Linked DNA regions of Mus musculus: region 1 is linked to region 2. The links are chromatin loops, found by intact Hi-C in ENCODE. Cell type or tissue: left cerebral cortex. All regions are shown on one strand. Links, peaks and the distances in the headings refer to the core of each region. The heading gives the core; the rest is flanking DNA.

Evidence for each region. Peaks named below come from ENCODE experiments on the same cell type or tissue, not always from the same donor. Only the 100,000 strongest peaks of a DNase experiment are listed, where the experiment ranks them.
Region 1: a loop joins it to region 2, with 2.5 times the contacts of the local background. A loop is called at or near these places in 4 of 42 quality-filtered maps.

Annotation. Positions count from the first base shown.
Region 1 is chr9:16,303,392-16,311,837 of GRCm38, reverse strand. All of the region lies in intron 2 of Fat3 (FAT atypical cadherin 3), which reads left to right. Among named protein-coding and RNA genes, the nearest start is that of Fat3, 190 kb to the left of the region's middle. In left cerebral cortex, for the core only: a CTCF peak has its summit at 3,200 (motif pointing left); DNase peaks (open chromatin) are centred at 3,914, 4,169, 4,564, 5,426 and 1 more place; H3K27ac peaks cover 694 bases.
Region 2 is chr9:16,496,357-16,504,802 of GRCm38, reverse strand. It overlaps Fat3 (FAT atypical cadherin 3), which reads left to right and starts at 2,749. Exons shown (of 26, transcript NM_001080814.2): 1 at 2,749-2,930. In left cerebral cortex, for the core only: CTCF peaks have their summits at 2,633 and 3,911 (motif pointing right); DNase peaks (open chromatin) are centred at 4,544, 4,873, 5,073, 5,773 and 6 more places; H3K4me3 peaks cover 3,474 bases; H3K27ac peaks cover 3,353 bases.

The DNA of each region.
Region 1 (8,446 bases), core at 1,134-6,133, 190 kb after region 2:
AAACATGCACTGGCCTGCTTCTGCACTGGCCCTGGTTCTGTATGTGTTGTTGCATAGCTGTGTGTCTTCAGGCTGGTCCCTCAAGGCCTCTGTGACAGCAACTACCGTTTTGTAAAACGAGGCAGTTGTTGACAATCTCATAGACACTGAAATACAATTTATAGGCATTGAGAGATATGGTATTACTCCTTAGCACTTGTCATGTATTAAGCTCATGAGTGTATTGCATGTTAAACAGAGAGTAATCTAATTTCACAGTTAAATAAAGTGCTAATTTAAATTACTTTTGAAATTAAAATGTTAATGGAATAAATTTCCTGGGTCTAATAAATGAACTCTCTGCATCCTTCCCCTCCCCCACCCGTGCTCTCAGTCCTGCAAAGGGGAGGGGGAGGGGTATGCTGTCTGCCTCTGCATTTTCCACTGCACCTTACATCCTGGAGCTTCTTTTATTTCAGGCTGGATTACTTTTATCTGAGGCTGTTGGGGCAGGAGGAATTAGATCCATTTTCCTGACAAGAATTTTACATGGAACACATATTTGAAAGATTAATGTAAGCAGTTGCTGCCGAAACAATTTAATCTTGCTTTCCATAGTAATGAAAAATGAATAATCAGAAGAATAAATTGTGTCTAGGAGATAATAAATACCCCTTAAAGGATCTTAGCAGTGAATATGAATTATAGCTGCCCCCTCCAGCTTAGAAGGCCATGGCCAGTTGGTTCTCAACCATATGTCTGCTGTAGCCTTAGTTGCAGAGGCTGATTCATCTTACCTCTGTCTATCAGAGCCAAGCTCTCTGCTGTCTTCCCACTAATTTGAAACTGCAAATAGCAGTTTGTGCCAATTAGAGCAGTGTATATAGAATGCCGTGAAACTCATGTTTCCCTCCTGTCTCTTGACCAGCAGCAGACCTAACATGTCTAATGTAAGCATTCAAGATATAAACTTAACAACCTAGAATCATTAGAGTCAATGGCTCCAGGCAGGGAGCATTGACACATGTTTTATCCTCTGCTGCCTGCCCTTGGGTAATTCCAGAAAGATCCACTGAAGCTCTTCCATAGCAGAAGTTGCCTCTGATCTACAGGATTGTTCAGAAGCAAGGATAGCTCCAGATTAGTGAATTTCTCTAAGAGGATGCTTTGCGAGGTTTAGAAACCCCTCAACAACGAGTAATGATTGTTTGCCTCCTACACTAAGGGCTAAAAGGAACTGAGATTCCCCAGTACATCTGTGCGGCATGGCCCAGAGCACCAGCCTTCCTGCTGCTCTGGGACCCAGGAGACCAACATCATCATATCACCAAACAATACAGCACCACACACATCAGCTGATAAAAGCCATATGACTCACCCCTGCTGTGTGCAGTATGAAAAGCAGTTCTGGAGCCTAACCAATGAGCGCTTGTGGTGCAAACATTAAGACTGAGTTGCTTTCCATGTAAAAAGCTGGGTGTTGTGGCAAACACTTGAAATCATAGTGCTGCAGAGGCAGAGACAAGAGGATCCCTCAGACTCATTGGCTTCCAAACTAACCCAACCGGTAGGAACCAGGTTCCAGTGAGAGACCCTGTCTCATAAAACAAGGTAGATAACAACTGAGAACTAACACTGTTGCTTATACTCTCTCTCTCTCTCTCTCTCTCTCTCTCTCTCTCTCTCTCTCTCTCATACACACACACACACACCCCTATACCCCTGTGGACACACACTTATAAATAACAAGTCCTATACAGTTCTTTGATTTTATTTGAGATTTTGAGAATCAACTATTGTTGTCAAACAAGTAATGGGTTTAATTGTGACATTTCCGTGCATATTGCTATGATGGATTCTTAGTCCATCTTCCTTATTTCCTTCCATGTCCTCCTTGCTGGTCCCCTTCCTCTGCCATATTGATATCTTGCTCTCCTGACATACACGTACCCATAACCTCTCTTTGTTTCCCACTGCCCTTCCTTTAGACTTATGTGCCCATTGTTCCTGATGTATCTATAACTACAACTATGTGGAAGATCTAGACAAGAAACATTTTTACGTTACCTACCTCTGTACAACTTTATCTTGTCAAAGCTAGAAGTAGGAATTTGGAGGTGTGAAAATCCATTAAACAAGTCTTTTGCAAGAGGAGAGGCTTTTCTTCGTTTTCCTAAAATGGAGCTTCCCTAACTTGGCACAGCTGTCGTGAAACAGAATTGGGAAGCCAGGAGCCCAAAGACCCCAGTGTACACAGTGCTGTGTTATCAATTCCTTGTGGAACTACCAATCGATTTCCTGGCATGTGTGTTTTCTTCTAACATTTCCAGCCAGCTTGGTTTTAAAATCTGTTTTCATAGAAATACTCAGGTTCTTCCGTATTCTTTGGAAGTATTGCCAGGATGTGATTTTAGGCTCTTGACTTGGCCATAAGAAAGAGGTTGAGAATCAAAGATGAATGGCCATACCGTCTCTTAAACAGGACAATCACTCAGTTAATTTTTCCATCACCAAGACCAGTGGAAGAAGAATCATGTTCTAAACATGGCATTGTGAGATGTTTCCTGAAAGTTTTTGCAAGAGATCAATCCCTTCTCCATGGGAATATGGCGATCTTCCAGTGAACTTTTTAGGATCATAGGTCCAGATCACGGTGACGATGTTACAGGAAGAAGAATGAGGCAGAGGAATAGAAATGAGGAAGGACAGATCACAATAACACCCTTCAAACCATCCATTCTTCTATTACTTATAAAGTGGTCATATGTGTATTTATCAATGTTGACAATAAAACTGGGTATGATGTCTTAGGTGTTTAATCCCAACATTTGCCAAGGCTGAGTCAAGGATCTCACAAGGAGTTTGGAGATAGCCTAGGCAATACTGTGAATCCTCAGAACAGAATACAGGAAACACGAAGGGGTAGAGGAGACTCCTGAGAGATGAAGAGTTCAAAGGGGAGAAGACGGAGATGATATCAAATTTAGTGACCAAGAACATACACAACCCTGTCTCCTGCCTTATAGCTGGGCAAGGCACCTTATGTATAAATCACAATATCTTGTTTTCAGGAGACTGGAGAGATCGCTCAGTGGTTAACAGCACTGACTGTTCTTACAGAGTTCCTGAAATCACTTGCCAGAAACCATATGGTGGGTCACAACCATCTATAATGGGATCTGATGCCCTCTTCTGGTGTGTCTGAGACAGTTACAATGTACTCACATACACAAAATAAGGATTGGAATGGAAAAAAATTCATGCCCATGGAAATGCAAACCAGATATAGCAATAACAACTGACACACGTCAGGACTGTGTGACAGGACAGAGGCAGAAGAGGTGACTGCTAAATCTAGGCAAAATCCTCATGTGAGGGGATACTGCCCTGTTGAGAGTAGGATGGGAAGCAAGCCTGTCCGGAAAGGGCCATGCTGTGTATAAGCTTACAGGGCTGAGTCTGATCTCTGATGAGAACGAGGTTACAGATAGGACTAAGTGTTCAAGATCAGAGTGGTACCTGTACCACATAGGCAGGAACTCCTGGCTCAAACCCATAGTAGTTGGTGACTTTGAATGAGTCATTTGTCGTTGTTGTTGTTTTCTGTGGCCAATTCCTTTACTTTAAAAGTGAGAAGAAAATAGAGCATTTAATTTCTCAGGCTGTTGTAGAAGTTTAAGATTATGCTAAGAAATATCAGTGTTCTGAAAACCTACCTTACCAGAGCTGCATGGCCTGGGCTTCACTATCCAATGCGTTGTCATTTTTTCTTTGCATGAATTGAACCCCAACTTAAGTACATTTTCATCTGATGTTTGCCAGTTTAGACTTTTCTGGGGGTGAGTCAATGAGTTTATGAATTAAATGTTCAGAGCCCATTCTGACATCAATTATTGTCATGGAAACAGTTCCTTTCCCTGTTAGGAACTGCTTCCCACTCTTTATAATCTTTAAGATGCCAAATCTGTGGTATAATAAAAACACATCAGCACAGAACACATTTTCAGGCAGAAAAAAAAAACTCTAAATAGTCTAACATTTCTGAAGTTAGACTATAAATTGACTTTTAGCAAAAGAACTTGCTTGGTATCTTAGGGCAATTTCATTCTGTGAACAGTTTTTAAGTCCAGCTGTAGCTGAGGGAAGCCAGAGCTGGACCCCCACCCATCACTTCAACATCAATTTAGCATCATTGTTGACTGGTAAAAGTATAGCAAGGAAAATAGACTGGGCACATTTCTGGTTCCTTCTTCCGTGTTCCCTTGCATCAGACTCTCAGGAAGTTGATTGTCACAGAGCCCAGTGTACAGCCAGTGATCCCTGAATTCTTCTCTTGGGTTTTTCAGGAAGAGGCTTACAGATGTCACTACAGAGGCAGTTATAAATGGCAGCATAAAGTTGCTCAGATAGTCTCTCTGTGAGTTTAGAGCCCCATGGTGCTGGGTAGCAGGTGGTGCTCCATGCAGAGTAGAAAGCTGTGCTCCATCCATCCCTCAGTGAAACCTTGCATGGGAGTATGCTCTGCACTAGGTGGTTTCAGAGGCCCGCTCATTCACTCATCAAGACATTGTTGTGTTATTTCAGCAAAATTCCTGACAAGAGCAGTTTAGGAGGTTTATTTTTGGCTCACAGTTCAAGCGCAACTGTCTGTCATGGTCGGGAAGTTATATAGGAAGTTATATCGTCATGGACTTGTGGCAGCTGGGTGCTTCATGTCTACAGTCAGCAAGCAGAGGGAGATGAATGCTGATACCCAGCCTGCTTTCTCCTTTTACACAATCTAGGATCCCTGTGCATGAAATGTTGCTACCCACATTTAGAGTTGGCCATTATAGCTCAATTAACCCAATCTGGGGACTCCTCTGTTGCCAGGCCATGAGAGATTGTGCAATGCTGTTAGTGATCACCATTATTTTCAGGCTGAAAAAGTAGTGGCTGAAATGTCTTTATGAGTTATAGATGCTAGATTGTTAGATGTAGGTAATACGAGAGCCTGAGACTCATTCAAAAACAAAACCTTAGAGTAACACAAATGTACACACCATTCCCAGCCACAGCGCAAGCCTCCCATGTACCGATTCAGCCCTTCAGCGTCTGTGCCCTGGGGAGGGCAGTAAGTCTGGGATTCCTGCAGGTGACTCAGTGTCAAGAGATGTGGAAGTACTGAGGTGAGCACAACACTTCTCTTTGTACTCGATGTACAATGTTGTGTCAATGTACCAACCTTCCTAGATTTGAGATGAATGAATCAAGTATTGGAGAGAGGCCAAGACACCCTTCAGGGGGAAAAGCATCCCCATGAAAACCCCATGAACCTCAGATGAGGAAAACAAAGATTGAGGAATTTGAATAACCTGCAAAAGGCTTTCTAGTTCCTTAGCACAGAAGCTAATTTGAATAGCATCTTCCCACCTCCTTGTGCTTAGAAGCACATTCATGCCAAATTGAAGAGCTGGAACTCTTCCACTGGAAGACCTGTGTTTCTCTCTTCTCTGGGCTCAGATTTGTCAAGTGCTCAGTGTAGTGCACCTGACCCCTGCTTTCTGCAATTAGGGATGAAGGTCATTCATACTCTTTAATCAAAACTGAGAGCTTAGATGACTCTCCACTAACAAGTAGGCATTTTACCTCTGCAGTTAGCTATTTTACTCTCATGGCTCTGACCACTTCCTTCACGTGGTGCTACCTTGGCCACTGGCCCCTTTCTCCTGAAACTGGAATTCTGGATCTCCTGGCTTCCTTTCCCAGGCCTGGTCTTGGTTTACTGTAGTTGCTTCCCTAGCTATGAGTGAGTAGCCCCAGCACTGAGCTGTTTCAGCTGTATGCATACCCACTGCTTGAGGTCTTAAACTAACAAGTGATTCCTTCCAATTGCATTGGCTGTCTAAACTGCACCTCCTTCAAAGGCAGCAAGCAGAGGTGGCTCTTGCTTCAGTCTACATTGGTGCTCAGCGGACTGCTTCCTGGTAGCTATGGTGGGAGGGGAGTAAAATGGAGAGGATTTAAGGGGGAGCTTTATGAGTTAACCAGAGAGCTACACTGATGGAGAGCCTGTGTCAGCACCTCTAGTTTCTAGAAGCCCTTGCAAACCACATATTATTACCACACCAAGTTAGGAATCATAAGAACTGCATGAGAAGCAAAAGGGAGAGGCCTCCTGTATTAGACTGAGACAAGGGGATGTTAAATTGCAACTCCTCCAGAGTCAAGAGATGTTCCCCAAAGCCAAGAAATCCCCCAAAGACTGCTTATTCCACACATGGTAATTTTAGAATCTTAAAATAGCCCTGCCTTCATAGCTGAGCCAAGATGAGAGAGGGACAAGTTATAGACTGTATTCCCTTGAGCTGTTATTAGCAGAAAGACTTGTACCACTGTAATCTTGTTTTTCAGTCTGTCCTATTTCAGGCACAGAACAGAAAATCCTGCCTAACATGGGCTTCCGAATTCAGGATCCTCCAAAGGTCCAGAAAAGAAGCTGACAAAAAAGAACCTTGGTGTTTACTGGTGACAATTTACCAGTTTCAAGGGAGAAAGTATAGAATGGATTTTGTGTAGATCTGTGCCAGTTAATTACGTTATTTTTTTTCTTTCCTCCTTGACTGAGCCCTCATCAGATGATTGCCTAAGCACATGCCTATTCATGAAAGGGATTCCGTCCTACCCCAAGAGTGCCCAGTACACCCTAGAGAAGAGTTCCACCTTATTTCCAGGTTCACTGGGAGGTCATTCTGGGAAGGGTGTCCTAGTCAGTATGACTTTGGTGACAGCTAGGGAATAGTCAGTAAGGGGTTGTAACCAGCCTTCCATAGCTAACCCTGTCTTTGATTCCTTTGTGATAGCATTATTCTTTGGATTACCAAACTGGCCCCTTTGGATATTTCTATGACCTTGAAAATTAGAATAATTAAGTTTCCTCTGGCACAGCAGAGACTCGATACGCATAATTAACAGCAACTAGAGTTCCCTGGAGATCAAATTTATGAAAGACATTAAAGGAGAAAAGAAGCAGGCCTTTCTAAGAGAGGAGGAGTGAACATTGTACTGTGGACTACGAGTGTAAGGGTGTTCTGTGTCCTGTGCACAACTGTCTCCCAGAATTTGCTGGCACATTGTCTATTTTATTTTCCTTTGTCACACCAATCACATGAAACAGGACAGTGACTAACAGACTCTGAATTAAGGACCAGAGATAAGAACTGAAAATTCCTTTACAGGAGAGAACAATTTAATTGCACAGTCTATTAATTATTAACTTTATTGTGGGCAAAACACCTTGTTTGTTTGTTTGTTTGCTTGCTTGCTTGCTTGTTGGTTTGTAGAGGGGTAGCCTCAAGGGTATTCTTCAGATGCTCATTACCTATATTTTGCCTATTTGCCTGGAACTACTCAGTTAGGATAGGCTAGTTGTCCAACAATCCTTATGGATCTCTGTTTCCAGTTCCTATGTGCTAAGATTACACGCATCCCAGGACTTCTGGACATCAAAGTCATAATCTCATAAGACATGTATTTTAGTTAATAAAATACATACTTAGCCTCCAAACAATTTTTAGACCAGAACAATTGTATATGAATGTTTTATGTTTCCAAGCTGTGACCTCATCTTATGTATTTTGGCCATACAATAGACACCAGAGCAGTGAATTTGATCAAGTTATCGTGCTAAAGACTTTGTCAAACAACTTTTTTATAGCTCTATTTTCTCTTGAGTTCCCATCATATGTTCATTCATGGATAGGCAGATATAATTAAAAGATACAGAGCTCACAAGGTTTAAAGTCTATAAATATCTCCTGATCGTTTTTTGATAAACATAGGTGTTCACTTTCAGTCTATATGAGTTAAGCACACACACACACACACACACACACACACACACACACACACACACACACACACTGTGGCTATTCTCTCAACCAATGAAAATGAGTGTCCCAAACATTAAATGCTTCCTGTTGGGAGTTTCAGAACAGTGTGCCCATCACCTGGGTTCTGTTTTCACCTTTGGATTCCGTTGGTTGGGAACTGATTATAAATGTTCTCAAATTGCCCAGCTGTTCATAAAGACTAACAAAAATACAAATGACATAATGATTCTAGAAACGTTCAAGGAAACAATCCAGAAAGCCCATGGTAGAAGCAACAGAGGGTAATAGTCCTTCAGCAGTATTGATATATTTACACTGTGGGCTAAAATCAGTGGTACAGTGGACAGAGCAGAGTTTGATAAGATTCGGTTACAGGCAGGAAAAGGTTGTTAACGTTCTGTGAAAGGGTGTCTTCCCCTTAGGCCCTGCTTATATACTATGATTCTGTGTTGCTGAATGGGAAACGTAAATATTTACTCTTGAGGGGCAGGTAAAGTGTTCCATAAACACTTCCCACTGTGATTTTGATTTGATATCCATGCTTATCCTGTTTTCTGTAGCCACCAGTGCACTTCCCTTGACAGATGGACTCCCCT
Region 2 (8,446 bases), core at 2,021-7,020:
ATCTGCCTCCCCCGTCTGTGGCAGAGTCATGCATATCGCTAAACACTCCCAAGTCTTGTTCACTGAAGATTTCTCAGTGTCTAAACTCCTACATATCTAGGTTTCCACGTATATGGACACCTCAATAGACCCTTGGTGAGGAGTGAGCTACAAGAGTGGATCAGGGCTCAGTACTATTAGTATAGCTTGCAAGAATCCAGTTGAGCAAGTTGTTCAGTAGTCTAAAGGAAGAGATAAGGCCCAGAGGAGGTGGAGTGGGACCTCAGAAGTATGATAAAGCAGGTGACATGAGTATATATTTCTGGCTTTTCAGTTAGTGCTCTCTTCTATGTTGTTAGCAAGTCTTATAGAGACTTTTCATGCTTTCTTCCCTTGTCTAATTTTTGACTATTTAATATATTTATCCACTACACTGGGATTTGTACAGGGTACCGTGGGTGAAAATTTAAGAATTATAAATCTTTTTGGTTCATTCATTAAGTTCATAGCTTTGTCAACAATGTGACCACAATATCACAGGTTCGTAGTAGATTATGTTATAAAGAAATAGATGTTTTTCTGATATCAACAAGTATTATACCAAAGGGTGTCCCACTGAATAAACCATTCGGCAATATTGCAGAGTCATTTTCCCCTAGGTTGCCATGGCCCGTTTCTGCCCTGGGAGTAGAGACTGTTTACTTTACTACCTACACTCTGCCTGAAGGCAGGAGGTAGAGAGTTAGACAGATTTCTGCACTTAGGCGTGAAGTGCCTCTGAGGCCTAAGAAAGTCTTTGGAGGGGTTGGACTCCCACCACATCCTTGCATCTTCAGTTACCTGGCCAGCTTCCCAGGAAGGAGGTGGAAGATGGCCTGTCCTGCTGCCAACACCAACTCCCTGTGCATCCCAGGAGCCATCCAGCCAGCAGCTGACTCTCCCAGTCTTCCCACAGAAGCACTAGAATGTAAAATGCTTGAATCACTAAAATCTTTGATGCAATACTAACAACCTTGGGTCAGTCACAAGGAATACACCATACCAGGAGCATATTTATATGGCAATAAATTTTTAATGCCCTAAGAAAGTGTTTGAATAAAAATAAAATCAGAATAGAATTATGCAAAGGACATAATTGGAGAGCAGGTAACTTTTCTTCTGGCCTTTCTGACTGTGAAGCCCTGGACAGCATCATGCTTCTGTCCTGGAATTAGTTGATGTATGGCTAGCTGTCAGTATTCCTTAGTATTTCCATTAAATGCTCAAGGCAAGCAAGCGGAGCATGCAGAGTGCTTTATGGGGCAGTCAAGGCAGTGCAGAGGCTGCAGAAGGCTTTCAAGGGGGAACCGCCCACCTACTGAAAGTGGAGGGCTTTTCAGATCCTTAAGGCCCCAGGCTTGGGAGAGGAAGACCAAAAAGGCAAATTCTAGTAACTCTTCAAAGGGTGTGACTGAGCACAGAGACTTTAAGGAGAGACAGACTCTGCTCCTGGAAGGGAAATTCAGGAATCAAGAAAAGGAGCAAATTTATCTCTACAGCATGTCTGCGGAAGCATCTCTCTTGGAGTTACTGCTCGGTCCCAGAGTTCCAGAGAAGCTGCCTGGGAGTGGGCACCCTAGGAACCCCCTGGGGTGAAAGCCTGCTTTAGACAGACGTGATTTGCTGTGCAGCAGTGGGGGTTGGGTGGAGGCTGGCGCTGGCCCAGGTTTACCGGGGCTGGCCGTTAGTTAGGAATGTTTCAGAGCTCACAGGCAAGGAACATAGGCTGAAGTGTAGCTCTACTGAAGCAGTGTGGGTGGGGTGGGGTGGGGTGGGGTGCCATGAATCCTCAGACTTGTGAGGATGATCCAGAAGTAAAAGGACCTAGAGGGCACACCGGTTGGTATTGCTAATCACCTGGCTCCCCTGAGACTGTTCACTCATTCCTGTTCTGAATGTCTTCACATCCCACCGTGTTTCAGACTGGGTGGGGGTGATGAGTCATGTTACTTTTTAGTCTGATTCTCTCCCACACAAAGGTGATCCCAGTGATCTGAAAATGCGTGGGAAAGAAATGCGAGTCCCGGGTGGGCAGCAGGAGGTACAGCGTTTGATAGCCGTGCCCACTGTGCTTCAAAGTAGCCTGAGGAGCTTGGGTAAAACCATGTTGGTCTCATTGTGCCTCGGTTTCCTCATCTGGTCCAGAGAAGTCTAGTGTATTCTAGGCAGCAGGCTGAAGAGCAGAGCAGAGCAGAGCAGAGCAGAGCAGAGCAGAGCAGAGCAGAGCAGAGCAGAGCAGAGCAGAGACGATTGAGTGTGGTGTGTGCGCGCTCTCTGAAAACGTCAGTCTGACTTTGGTGCGTTCTTCCAGCCACGCTAGAAGTGGAGGATGCCTAGGCTCTAAAATTAGTCCAGCTTCCAGGCGAGGCGCCCTTAGCGTCCTCCTGCTGACCGCCGGGTCTCCCTGCCCCCCTTTCCCTCCCCTTCTCTTCGTGTGGCGCTCGGAGATCTCTGGTCATCCCCCACCCCCATCCCCCGGAGGACGCGGCTCTGCGGGAGGGAGGAGAATACAGCGAAGCTAGGGGTTTGGCAGTGCGGCGGCGGCCGCCGCGAAGAAGAACCCGGTACCTCTCCACCGCCAGCAGTAGCGGTGCAAGCTGACTAGAGCAGACGCGAGAACCGCTCCCCCCGGCAGGCTGCGCTGTGATCTGGGCTGCGCGTTGGGACCTCGCTCCCGGGTTCCCCACCCCTCCCGCCGCCATCCTCCTCCGACTCCCCTCCTCCGCCGCCAACCCGCAGCAGTGGCGGCGTCCTGAGCGCCTAGCGCCTCCGCTCGCCGCCCTAGCCTCAGCCGGGAGCACGCGGCGAGCACTGCGGCGGAGGCGGCGGGGTGGCCAGCTCGCCCCTAGACTTGAAAGGAAGACCACGGAGGACTCGTCGGGTGCAGGGGCGCATCGCTGACCAAGGCAAGGGTGCGTGAGGATTTTTAGCATGCTTATTTGGGTGCATGGTGCACTGGCTGGGGTGCACCTTTCTCAGAACAGCCTCAGCAACCTGGTTACAGAGAGGCTGTGATGGGTGCTCCGGAAAGCTAAAGCTCTCAGAGAGAGTGGGGGGAAACTTTTCACCTTGTAAAGTTCCTGCCTGGGCGCTGCCTGGAGCTGTGGTCATTACCGCTACCAGCTGGAACCCAGGGAGACAGCCCTGCGGCAGGAGCCAGGAAATGGCACCGGAGTTGGTTAAGTTTAGGGCTAGCAATAAGAGGAGGGCGATCTTTCGGGTCTGTACATGCAGCTCTGGGTCCTCACTGAGCTTTGGCCGTTGGCTGCAGGTGGATGATATCAGGCGGCGATTCCGCTGGGTAGCTGGCGCTTGCAGCACTCAGTAGGAAGAGGGGCAGATGCCGATGGATGCACTTGCAGGACCCAGAGGCGCAAGTTGGGTGCATGCTAGAGGAGGCTATGAGCGGAGCAAAGAGCCCAGCCTCCACTTCCACGGTGCAGGAAGGGTAGCCTAGAATGTTCGCCTGCCCCTGCATACTATGTCTGAGTCTTGGGTTGTGAAAGGTTCTAAATGACAGCCGACTTTGAACTGGTGCGACAGTTTAGCCGAGAAGCCAGGAAAGGATTTCTGTTGTTTTGACGGGAGATGGACCCGACTGCTTTGGGAGAACGCATGATTTTTGGCGGGCGTCAGAACTGACCGTGCTATTTGAAAAGAGAATAGCGGTAGTCTGATCATCCCAGGGATGCCGAACAGCCCTTGCGGCTCCTCGTGGGCACGTTGAGGGCGCACTGTTCGCCGCCCCGAGTTCTTTCCGGAAGGTGTGGAAAAGAAACCATTGGCTCACCGGAGTGCAGTTGGGGATCTTAGGGAGCTGGCTGGGGGTGACAGAGGTGGACTGGACAGATTTCGCGTGGCGCTTGGTGAGCGAGAGGACTTGACCAGCTGGGGTCGCTGAGCTAAAATGCATCGGGCCGGGCTGGAGAAAGGTGGCGAGCCCGGGTCTTTTTGGCAGTATAATGCGGTCACTGTTTCTCCCCCAGCAGACTCTTGTCTCGTGTGTTTTCGGAAGTGTTTAAACATTGTCCAAGATTAGACTTTGCGGAAAGCAACTTTTGTTGCTGTCCTCTGCCCGGCTCTTGGGAGCTGTGGTGCGCTCGGAGAGAGGGTGAGATGCAGAGGGCCGGGTGTTGCCGGACGCTCTAAAGGCACAGCTCTTGGCTCTTGCTACCAGAGGAAAGGGGGCGCTCCTAGATGTGCATGCTGGTGATAGCACCCACCTTGAGGTACAATAACGAGCAAGCTCGGCAATGAGAGTACCCATAAATGAACGTGAAGGTAGACTACACAGGCAGTGAAGATGCGGAGGTGGCTGGGAGTCTCCCAGAAGCAAGAAGCTATGGAATGTGGAACCGAGGGCAGCCAATGGCTCTAGTCTCCCTGAAGGAGACCCACTTCGCCGCCGCTTGCTCTCGGGTCCTGGATCTTGGTGGGGGTATTCCAGAATCCTAGGCACAGAGGCTGGAGTGAGGGACACTGGGCTAGGCTGAGGGTGGGAGAATCCTTTCTCTGCCTTCGCCTCTTCCCCGCCCCCAGACTTTGGCGCGTTTACTTCCAAGTTGGATCCCACTTCCATTTACAAGTGTCAGACAAACCGCGCCAAGCACCCGCTCAGCCAGATGGGGGAGGGCGCGGGGCGGGAGCTGTGAGCCCACCGGGGTCGGCTCCGGAACGGCTCTCCGGAGTGCTTTCCTAGCTTTTAGGCCTTGATGTTTAAAAGGTATATAAAAGAAAACTGCAAAGCCCATAGCACTCGTGTACACTCGCGTACCAGCCTTTTATCCTCCTTCCATCGACACATTCATTTTCTGGCCCCACGCTTGCATTTTCAAAAGCGAGTTTGGGCAATGGGGGGAGGGGCGAGAAGCTGGCCGCCAGTCCACCTCTGTGGCTTTGAGCTCTGGGCTTTGTTGCCAGGATTTGATTGCGCCCGGGCCGAGTTTAAAAAAAAAAAAAAATGTAGAAAGACAAAACAGGCCAGACACACTGCAGGCGAAGCTGCCTTGATTCGGGCCATGGAAAGGGAGAACTGCCATCCAGGAATTGAGGACCCAGAGGCCGGCATCCCAGAGAGCATAGGCTCTCTCGCTGCTGCAAGAGCCCAACTCTGGGTTACCCGATGCTTGAGTGGGGGCGGGGATGGGAAGTGGGGGAGGAAGTTCAGTCTGATGTGGAGATTGAATCTCATCAGAAAGAAAGGGAGGAGATGGGAGAAAGGGAGAAAGAAGGAGAAGACATAGAGAAATAAAAATGATAAGCGATCTTAAAATGTGCCGATCATCGACGGCTTCTTCTCCACACCGAGCCTCTTCCCTTTTTTTTTTTCATTATTATTAAAAATTGAACAATTGCACATGGAGAATTAAAGAGTAAATTTAAAAGGCATGCAAGGTAAACAGGGCACCAAAAGACAAAGAGTTTCTTAAATGTATAATAACTTCTCCTCGATATGACTTTAATGTAGTAGGGTTGGTGTGTGTGATGAGTTCAATTGTCTTTTTTTTTTTTTTTTTTTTTTTTTCCTTAGCATTGGATAGGGAGTCAAGTTGCTTTCGAGAAATAAAGCAAATAATTAAAACCAGTTAGATCAGGAGTCCCCATTGTTGTCTCTGGAATTTGGACAATGAATGGTGTTGGAATGTGTTTCTATGCCCTGTGCAACCGGGGGGAGAAAGTTCCCAGGACTGTCCATGTTATAACGTCTTCATATCTGAGCCACACAAAACTCCACGTGAGAGACAGCTGGCTGAGAGATCAGAGATTGCTAAGCTGCTGAGCTGGCTCCAGCTCTCCTCACTGCAGGCTTTTCACAGCCAGTGTTTGTTGACCAGTGACTGGCTTTCCAGCCTTGTCTCCATCAGCTCTCTGCCTCTCTCAATTTTTATTTATTCTGGTTTCTGGCAGAGACATTTTGGGAATTTTTAGGTAGTCAGGATCCAGTCAGTCTGTTAAGTAGCAATTATATTTGTGCTGAGCTACTAAGGAATAAAACGAGTAGCAACAAACGGGGGATGTGAGTGGGGTGCCCACTGACCTGTGTGTTGTGTGGGTATTTTGCTAACTCACAGCTGTTTGTAAAGCAAGGATTCTTACTGCTCACATACGAACAGTTGAAGGTCTGTTAATCATACCTGCATACTTCCCATGCTGGGGGAAGGAACTGCTCTTAATCTAGAAAGTGAGTTATGTCAAATAGAAAGAAATAGGCAACCACCATTCCAGAGGATTATTCAATCATAACCCACAAATTACTGACCAACAACCTGCTATCCTCTTTTCTTGGAGTTAGGACGGGTGTTTCTCTGTGCCTTGGATTTGTCCAGGCCAGTGATGGAAAGAGGGGAAGCATACTAGTGGGGATGTCTGGTGTTTCCCTCGGTGTTACCTCCAGTGTTGTCCTGCTGCAAGAACATTGAGTAGAATTCATCTCCTGGGCTCAGGCAGGGCTGCTCCTTTATATTAAGTTTTCTCATTGCAAAAGTGGTATTGGTGAACCCTGTCTTTGCTGACTGAAGAGACACTAGGATTGGAAAGAGAACGTAAAATAAAGGTACCTTCAGATGTGCGTAGTCCCAGCACTCAGGCTATGGTGGCAAGATCAGAAACTGAAGATTACTCTAGAGTCCAAAGTAAGTTACAGGATACTCGTCCAGCCTGACACACATAAAACCCAACCTGATCTCAAAAAGTGGGGAACTAATAAACTCCAGGGGAAAGATGAGTTTTCTGACCAGTGTCTCCTTTCAGAAGTCTACAGATGTTCATATGCTTATCAACACTGAAGGGAGGAACATGGATAGCTCAGTTGCTTACTAAGAAAATGTCTAAAATTTTATCTGCCTGCAATTTATTCCTTTTCCTTCCTTTTTCCCCCTTACTGTTGATTATCCATTTCTCCAAATTGTGAGAGCTGAGGACATGAAGACCCACAATGTGACACTCTTCTTGGACAGACTGGAGATGAAAACCTTTTCTTTGGGTGGACTCATTTGACTGCACTGATATTTCAAGCCCAGCAATTTCTCTGAGTATCTTCTCATCTTATAAGTTTTCTCCCCACTGACTCCTTTCTCTGTTCTTCAAGAATAACTTTAGAGAAGTTGGTTCTTAAAAACACTCATCGTAATACCACAGATTGAATCTACTGAGAAGACATTGAGAACTTGCTTGTGGGTTGAACTCTTCTGGTTTAGCTTTTGACTGTTAGGTACTCATAAAGTAACAAATGACTCATTAAGGCAATTATGTATTCAGGTGGAATTTCCAAGTCAATGTCAGTTGCAGCCTCTTCCACCATAGGAGCTCTCCCCACCCCCAACTCAGCTAGAAGGGCAGACATTTGAGAATGGATTCCTCATGTGATTCTGGGAAACAGAGGAAATGAAGAATTGACCTTAGAACACATTAGTCAATCTCATGAGCAAAGTGTTGTCTCCCTGTCAGTGTGACTAGGTTGTTATACAGTGATACAGAAATCTTGGAAGATTTCTGGAGAGGACCAAGGATAGTCTTCTCTCAGACACTCCCTCCTGGAGATGATGCGTTCTTGGGCACAAAGGTTATACAAGGGACATGGGTAGGTCTTAAGACTGATTTTGGTGTCTCAAATTATGCAAAGCTATGAAGACTCTAAGGCCATTAGCCTTTTCCTTCCTTTTTCTTCCACGTTAACTTCACTCTCATTAGTTTCTACCTAATCTCTCACTGTTTTTTGTATCACTTAACCACTCTTTCTGTTGTCCTATAAGAAGACCCTGTTATGTGGCCAGGAAATCATTTAGAGTCATGCTGGCTTCAAGCTGGGGGTCTTCCTTTCTCTATCTCCCAAATGCTTAGTAGTCTTGTACTACCATGCCCAGAATCCACTTATTTTACATCATTTTCAGTAGTATTTACTGAAACTACCTCTATCTTAAAAGATTCAAAGACTAGCTAGCTAGACTCATTGCATTGGATCTTTGTTTCTTTTCCTGTTGCTGTGATAAAAACTTAGTCAAAAGCAATTTCAAGGAGAAACTGTTTACCAGGTTCAGAGTTGCAGGCTACAGTCCAGTTCCAGTTCCAGTGGCAGGAGACAGGGACAAATTGGTCAGCTTATATCTGTATCAAGAGACAGCGAGCAACGGATACTTATGCTCAACTGCCTCTTTCATTCTCACTCATCCTAAGACCCAGGCCATGAAATGTTGCTGCCCACATTCAGGATTGATCATTCAATCTCACTTAAGCCAATTAAGAAAATCCCTCACAGGCATGCCCACCATCTAAAAAAATCTTGCTAATTGCTCACTGAGACTCCTTCCTATGTGATCCAGATCCTGTCATGCTGACCACAAAAAAGCATCCCTCATAGCAATGAATACTTATTGTTCTTATTGTTCCAATGGGAAGACAGGATACAGCCATGTGTCCACTCTGCAAATCG